Regions from separate parts of the Homo sapiens genome. Here region 2 is linked to region 1. The links are chromatin contacts, found by Hi-C or POLR2A ChIA-PET in ENCODE. All regions are on one chromosome and are shown on one strand. Each heading gives the region's core, a stretch centred on a gene start or an enhancer-like site at or near the end of the contact. The rest is flanking DNA. Distances are from core to core; before and after follow the strand shown.

What was found. A loop is a pair of places that touch in the nucleus more often than their neighbours do. ChIA-PET counts read pairs that join two places held with the same protein, here RNA polymerase II (POLR2A). Pooled maps may share reads with other maps.
Region 2: a loop to region 1 is called in a pooled map, with 2.3 times the contacts of the local background. The contact joins two enhancer-like sites. A Hi-C loop is called at or near these places in 1 of 168 maps with a recorded cell type or tissue (mammary epithelial cell), 1 of 37 single-sample maps with no recorded cell type and 9 of 50 pooled maps. POLR2A ChIA-PET finds 5 or more read pairs at or near these places in 1 of 52 experiments (H1).

What each region holds. Positions count from the first base shown.
Region 1 is chrX:15,900,991-15,904,697 of GRCh38, forward strand. No RefSeq gene overlaps it. Among named protein-coding and RNA genes, the nearest start is that of AP1S2, 48 kb to the left of the region's middle. Within about 2 kb of position 2,366, at least 4 of the 41 ENCODE cell types and tissues checked have a DNase peak (open chromatin) inside an H3K27ac peak, as active enhancers do.
Region 2 is chrX:15,749,516-15,752,777 of GRCh38, forward strand. CA5B (carbonic anhydrase 5B) reads left to right here. Exons shown (of 8, transcript NM_007220.4): 2 at 456-650. The coding sequence starts at 509. It overlaps CA5BP1-CA5B (CA5BP1-CA5B readthrough), which reads left to right. Exons shown (of 12, transcript NR_160544.1): 5 at 456-650. Among named protein-coding and RNA genes, the nearest start is that of CA5B, 13 kb to the left of the region's middle. Within about 2 kb of position 1,461, at least 20 of the 41 ENCODE cell types and tissues checked have a DNase peak (open chromatin) inside an H3K27ac peak, as active enhancers do.

The sequences.
Region 1 (3,707 bases), core at 1,116-3,615:
CCTGGACATCCAGGCATTTCCATACATCCTCTAAAATCTAGGTGGAGGTTCCCAAACCCCAATTCTTGACTTCTGTGCACTCACAGGCTCAACACCATGTGGAAGCTGCCAAGGCTTGGGGCTTCCACCCTCTGAAGCCACAGCCCAAGCTCTACATTAGCTCCTTTCAGCCATGGCTGGACTGGCTGGGATGCAGGGCACCAAGTCTTTAGGCTACACACAGCAGGGAGTGCTGGGCTGGGCCCATGAAACCACTTTGCCTCATAGGCCTCCAGGCCTGTGATGGGAGGGGCTGTCATGAAGACCTCTGACATGCCCTGGAGACATTTTTCCATTGTCTTGGGGATTAACATTCAGCTCCTCGTTATTTATGCAAATTTCTGCAGCCAGCTTGAATCTCTCCTCAGAAAATGGGATTTTCTTTTCTATAGCATTGACAGGCTGCAAATTTTCTGAACTTTTATGCTTTGCTTCTCTTATAAAACTGAATGCCTTTAACAGCATCCAAGTCACCTCTTGAATGCTTTGCTGCTTGGAAATTTCTTCCACCAGATACCCTAAATCATCTCTCTCAAGTCCACAGTTCCACAAATCTCTAGGGCAGGAGCAAAATGCCAGCAGTCTCTTTGCTAAAACATAACAAGAGTCACCTTTGCTCCAGTTCCCAACACATTCCTCATTTTCATCTGAGACCACTTCAGCCTGGACTTTATTGTCCATATCACTGTTATCACTGTTAGCATTTTGGGCAAAGCCATTCAACAAGTCTCTAGGAAGTTCCAAAGTTTTCCACATTTTCCTGTCTTCTTCTGAGCCCTCCAAACTGTTCCAACCCCTGCCTGTTACCCAGTTCCAAAGTCATTTCCACATTTTCAGATATCTACAGCAGTGCCTTACTCTACTGCTACCAATTTACTATATTAGTCTGTTCTCATGCTGCTGATAAAGACATACCCGAGACTGGGCAATTTAAAAAAGAAAGAGGTTTAATGGACTTACAGTTCCACGTGGCTGGGGAGGCCTCACAGTCATGGCAGAAGGCAAGGAGGAGCAAATCACATCTTATATGGATGGCAGCAGGCAAAGAGAGAGCTTGTGCAGGGAATTTCCCCCTGATAAAACCATCAGATCTCATGAGACTTATTCACTACCATGAGAACAGCACAGGAAAGACCTGCCTCCATGGTTCAATTACCTCCCGCCAGGTCCCTCCCACAACACGTGAGAATTCAAGTTGAGATTTGGATGGGGACACAGCCAAACCATATCACCTTATATGTGTAATATAATCTTTTAATTGTATGAAGTAATTCGTGGTAGTTTGGGTTTTTGTTTCATTTATTCATTTGAGACAGGCTCTTGCTCTATCATTCAGGCTGGAGTGCAGTGGTGTGATCACTGCATACTGCAGCCTGGACCTCCTAGGCTCAAGCGATCCTCCCACCTCAGCCTCCCAAGTAGCTGGGACTACAAGTGCACACCATCATGCCCAGCTAATTTTTGTATTTTTTGTAGAGATGGGGTCTTGCCATGTTGCCCAGGTTGGTCTTGAACTCCCAGGCTCAAGCCATCTACCCGTCTCAGCCTCCCAAAGTACTGGGATTACAGGTGTGAGCCACTGCACATGGCTCATTTTGTTTTTATAATTATTATTATCATCATTATTATTATTTTTGAGATGGAGTCCTGCTCTGTCACCTCCGCTGGAGTGCAGTGGTGCAATCTCGGCTCACTGCAACCTCCACCTCCTGGGTTCAAGCAATTCTCTTGGCTCAGCCTCCCCAGTAACTGGGATTACAGGCACACACCACCATGCCCAGCTAATTTTTTTGTATTTTTAGTAGAGACGGGGTTTCGCCATGTTGGCCAGGCTGGTCTTGAACCCCTGACCTCAGGTGATCTACCTGCCTCAGCCTCCCAAAGTGCTGGGATTACAGGCGTGAGCCACTGTGCCCTGCCATAAATATTATCTTTAATTCAGTTTTGTTCACTATTTACTGGCTGTTGATGTACCCTTGTAAATTACTCTGATTTACTGCATAACAAAGTGAGCTTTTTTATTTAGTCATTCTAACATAAAATTTTTTATCATGCTGTGCTTTTTCACAAATATGTAATTGACAAATGCAAGTTGTATATATTCAAAGTGTGTTTTACTTTTCTTTAATGGATGGTAAAGACAGTAAAAGCTAAGAGAGAGATTAGCATTGGCAGGATTTCCATAGCAGAGCCCTTCAGGAGGAAGTGAGACTTTTGTTGGGTCTTCAAAGGGAGAAGTCACATAATCTTTGAAAGTGGAAATGGACGTTAGAGTTCATCTGCCCCACCTCTTCCTTTAGCAGATGAAGAAATAGAAATCTAGGGAAGTACCGTTTTCAAAAAAGGCTTTAATAAAGTTTCAACATTATCAGACCAACCGCAAGGTAATTGTAAGAGGAGAACCCCATGGCCCTACAATTGCAGGTTGTTTCTTTTTCTAGGTCTTTGCCTCTCTGCTCAGTGTATGCTCCCAGTACTATTCAAAGGGCCCTGAGTGGGTGGTTCAGATGCTGTTAGTCACTGACAGGGATGAGCGGACAGGAACCTCAGATCTCTCCTCTTCCCCTCTTGACCCCAGCAGGTGTTGCCTGTAGCCTATTAGATTACATCTGGGGCAGTGCGGTGCCAGCTGATGTACTGTCTGTTGTGGTTTATGCCTGGGGCTATGGTCCACCATATCCAAAGAGTACCAAGTGCTTAGAAATGGTACATACTATTCACTTCATCCTTAAAGAGCTGCTTCTCTTTATCATACAATTCGCATTTAGGAGGCAATTTGTTTGATAATAATAATAATACTAGTAAGTAACTCTCTTACTAGTCTTAACAGTGACTAGTAAGAGAATTATAATTCCCTCTCCCACCCCCAATCCCCACCATTTGTTAAAAAATAAAAGATGAAAGGGAGACTCAGATAAGTTAGCTTGCCCAAGGTCACGTCTTCCAAAATGGCAGAGTCAGGTTCTACCTCAGACACCTGGCTCCAAAATATGTGCTGTTTTCACTATAACTCACTAACTGTGAACTGTTATCTTTGTCATTTTGTTTAATCCTGTTTTCCTCTGTCATGAATTGGCAATTAATTTATAGTAATTTTTTTATGGTATTAGCAGTTCACTGAAAATAAGGTTGCCAGATTAAACACTAAGCAATATTTGGAACATTTTTTTTTGTTTGTTTGTTTGGCAGAGTCTCACTCTATCTCCCAGGCCAGAGTGCAGTGGAGCAATCGTAGGTCACTATAACTTCAAACTCCTGGGCTCAAGTGGTTCTCCCACTTCAGCCTCCTGAGTAGCTGGGACTACAGGTGTGCACCACCACACCTGCCTAATTTTCATTTTATTTTTTTGTTGAGACAGGGTCTTGCTATGTTACCCAGGCTGGTCTCAAACTCCTGGGCTCAAACGATCCTCCTGCCTTGGCCTCCCAAAGTGCTGGGATTACAGGCATGAGTCACAGTGCCCAGCCTGGAACATGTTTATACTAAAAAATTATTTGTTGTTTATCTGAAATTCAAATTTAACTGGGCAACCTCTATTTTTAATTTGCTAAACCTGGCAAACCAAACCAAAAATCTTTGAAAAAATATTATTTCTAGTGAGGTTATCCCCCTCATAAGGTAGAGAAACACATGGAATAGGTTGGTTACTGAGTGAAGACCTTAAATA
Region 2 (3,262 bases), core at 211-2,710, 150 kb before region 1:
TGTTGTTGTTTTGTATGCAATCTAGATGCAGATGTTTGTTTTTAGTCAGCCTGGAGGGAGCTTTAATGTTGGGGTTCTTCGTACATGTAAATACCATGCTGGATAATTAATTGGGATTTCCTGGAGCAATTTTTTTTTTTTTAAGAAACTGTACTGTAAACAGTTTTTCATTCTTGTGGATAAAGAGAAGCTTTTCTCTGGATTTCTAATATTCGCCAACCCTGAGGGAAAGGCAAAGCATGTGAGTCAGTCCTCAGGACCCTCCCTGCCCTCCACTGAGGGGACCAATGAGTTTGAGGAACAAGAGTGGATAAACCGTTGACTCTCATCTGCCCTCCCTCCCTCCACCTCAGGGTGTGTACTGCTAGTCTGAATATTGTCCTGCTTAGAGGTTTCTCCATCATCTTAAGTTTCTGTTGTTTACAGCTTTCCCTCCTCTGCCCTCATCCCTCTAGATTATTAAGTTCCTGCAACTTAACTGGGAACTGATCAAGATTTCAAGCTAAAGATGGTGGTGATGAACAGCCTGAGGGTCATTCTTCAAGCCTCTCCAGGCAAATTGCTGTGGAGAAAGTTCCAGATTCCGAGATTCATGCCAGCGAGGCCCTGCAGCCTCTATACTTGTACTTACAAAACCCGGAACCGAGCCTGTGAGTACACCACTTCCTTAAAGAGAACAAAAAGGGCTCCAGCCTGAGTGACAGAGTGAAATCTCATCTCTTAGAAAAAAAGAGAAAAGAAAAGAGGGAGCAAGTGTGCAAGAGCAAAAATACTCATCTTTATAATAATCACACATGTTAAACATTTGTAGCTATGCTGTCTTTGGCTTTCCAGTGTAGGATTATATGCCTTATGAACTGTGAGAATAACTGTTTCTCTGTTGATTCATGAAAGTAAATGTAGAATGTTCTTTCTTGACTAATTTTAGCATGTTAAAATGATGTCATGCAGAAACTGGACAAGAGACAGATCCCGGTTTTTAATATTTTGGAACCTGTTGTTTATTATTTCTTGGTAGCAATTGTCTTTTTTTTTTTCTTTTAAACAAAGGTTGATCCACAAACCACAAATTATTTCTGGGAACCTTAAGTTTCTGGAAGTTGCATGTAAATGTTTGTAAACAGTTTACTAGCTTCAACGTTCTGGAATATTCTGTCCTGAGTTAGGAATTACTGAATTAATTCTAGCTGATCAGTTTGCAAGTGTGTGCTCTGCTGTAAGGATGGAAGATTGAGTGAGGCAGGAAATGGTCTTCCTCACACCTCTCTCATCTCGTTCCCCTCCTGGAAATACAAGGCATTGCCCATGTCCGGATGTGGCAGGGATTCTCCACTGCGGCATGATGGACATTGAGGATGGATCATTGTGTGTTGTAGGGGGTTGTCCTGTGCCCTGGAGGGTCTTTAGCAGCATTCCTGGCCTCTGCCTACTAGTTGCTAGTAGCACCCTCATGAAGCTATAACAACCAAAACTGTCTGCAGACATTGCCAAACATGCTCTGCGTGACTGCCCTAGAGAGGGCAGTTGAGAGAATGGGAAAGGATAATGTGTGTATTTGTGAACAGATAACTTTGAGTTAATGAAGAGATGAAATGGCTAAGTATTATCATTAAGGAGGAATTTTTCATGTTTTCCATTATTTAAAAAACATTGGCACAGAGTTTTCAAATGTTGGACTGCACTGAGGTCTAGGTTTCTCCCCTTTAGTGTTTATTTTCTTTGACCCCATATGCACATAATAAAAAGACTGAGTAAGAATGGAATGCTTGTAAATTAGTAATGCTAATCTAGCTACATCCAAGGGCTTGAAACTGCTCTACAAATATATTTTCACTGTAAGTTTATTTTGTTTCCTTCAACATTGACTGTGTTCTTTTTCAAATAAACGGACCAGAGGCATAATAAATTTCTGGTTGCTAGGTGTGGTTTCCTACAAACATGCCACATCCTACTGAGACTGGCTTATTCTGAACACTGGCACTTTGTGGTCTATGGTTTATATTGGAAAGTATTAATAGTTTTGCTTTTTTTTTTTTTGACAGTTGAAATTAAACATCCAAATCCGGTATACGTATGTAGTTAGGATAGTTTGCTGCTTTTAGTGCTGACAAAAAAAAACAAACAGTAGTGGCTTCGGGAGGGGCAGTTTTACTTAGTGAATTTCCCACAACAGATGACATGTTCTTGTTTCTAAGTTACTAGGAAAAACAGGGGACAGTCACCATTTGATTTTGTTTGTAGCATATTATACTGTTCCAACCTGTTTGCCCCAAGAATAATATTGTGGTCTTTGCTGCTCTGGGCCTTCGAGCCGGTCCTGTTTCTATGTTCTGGACCCTCGTCTGCTCAATTGTAAAGACAATTCTCATTGTTTCTGACAGCTCAATACCCCAACAGAAGGCCAATGTACACTTGTGACCAAGAATGACCCCAGATTCTTGAGGGTTTGAAAAGATAACGTGTTAATGAAAAAAGCCAAATTCTAAAATATTTGAAGAGGTTCATTCTGAGCCAAATATGAGTGACTGTGGCCCATGATACAGCCTCAAGAGGTCCTGAGAACACATGCCCAAGGTGGTTGGGTTACAGCATGGTTTAGGGAGACAGAAGTTACACGCAAGACATAAATCAATACATGTAAGGTATACATTGTGAGGACGAAACTCTGATTTTTTTTTTATCTTGCCCAAATTCCTATCTAAGGGGTCTGGGGAGTCATGCCCCACAAATCATAAATTCTCACCAGATGGGTTTTATTCAACCCTATATATCGTGATTTACTTTCCAAGCTGACTTTGGCATAACATTACAAGACAAAGAAGAAAATCAAAATATTTTACCCCAAAACATGTTTCTTTGCCATGTTTTGAAATAGCCCTGCAAAGCTGTTCTGCATGGGGGAAAATTTGTATCTGTAAAGAATCTCTGGGCCAGGCGCGATGGCTTACGCCTGTAATCTCAGCACTTTGCGAGGCCGAGGCGGGCGGATCACAAGGTCAGGAGATCAAGACTATCCTGGCTAACACGGTGAAACCCCGTCTCTACTAAAAATACAGAAAATTAGCCAGGCGTGGTGGTGGGCGCCTGCAGTCCCAGCTACTAAGGATGCTGAGGCATGAGAATGGCGTGAACCCGGGAGGCGGAGCTTGCAGTGAGCCGAGATCGCGCCACTGCACTCCAGCCTGGGCGACAGAGCGAGACTCTGTCTCAAAAAAAAAAAAAATCTCTGTTAACATAGCTAGATCTTTTTTTTCCAGACCCT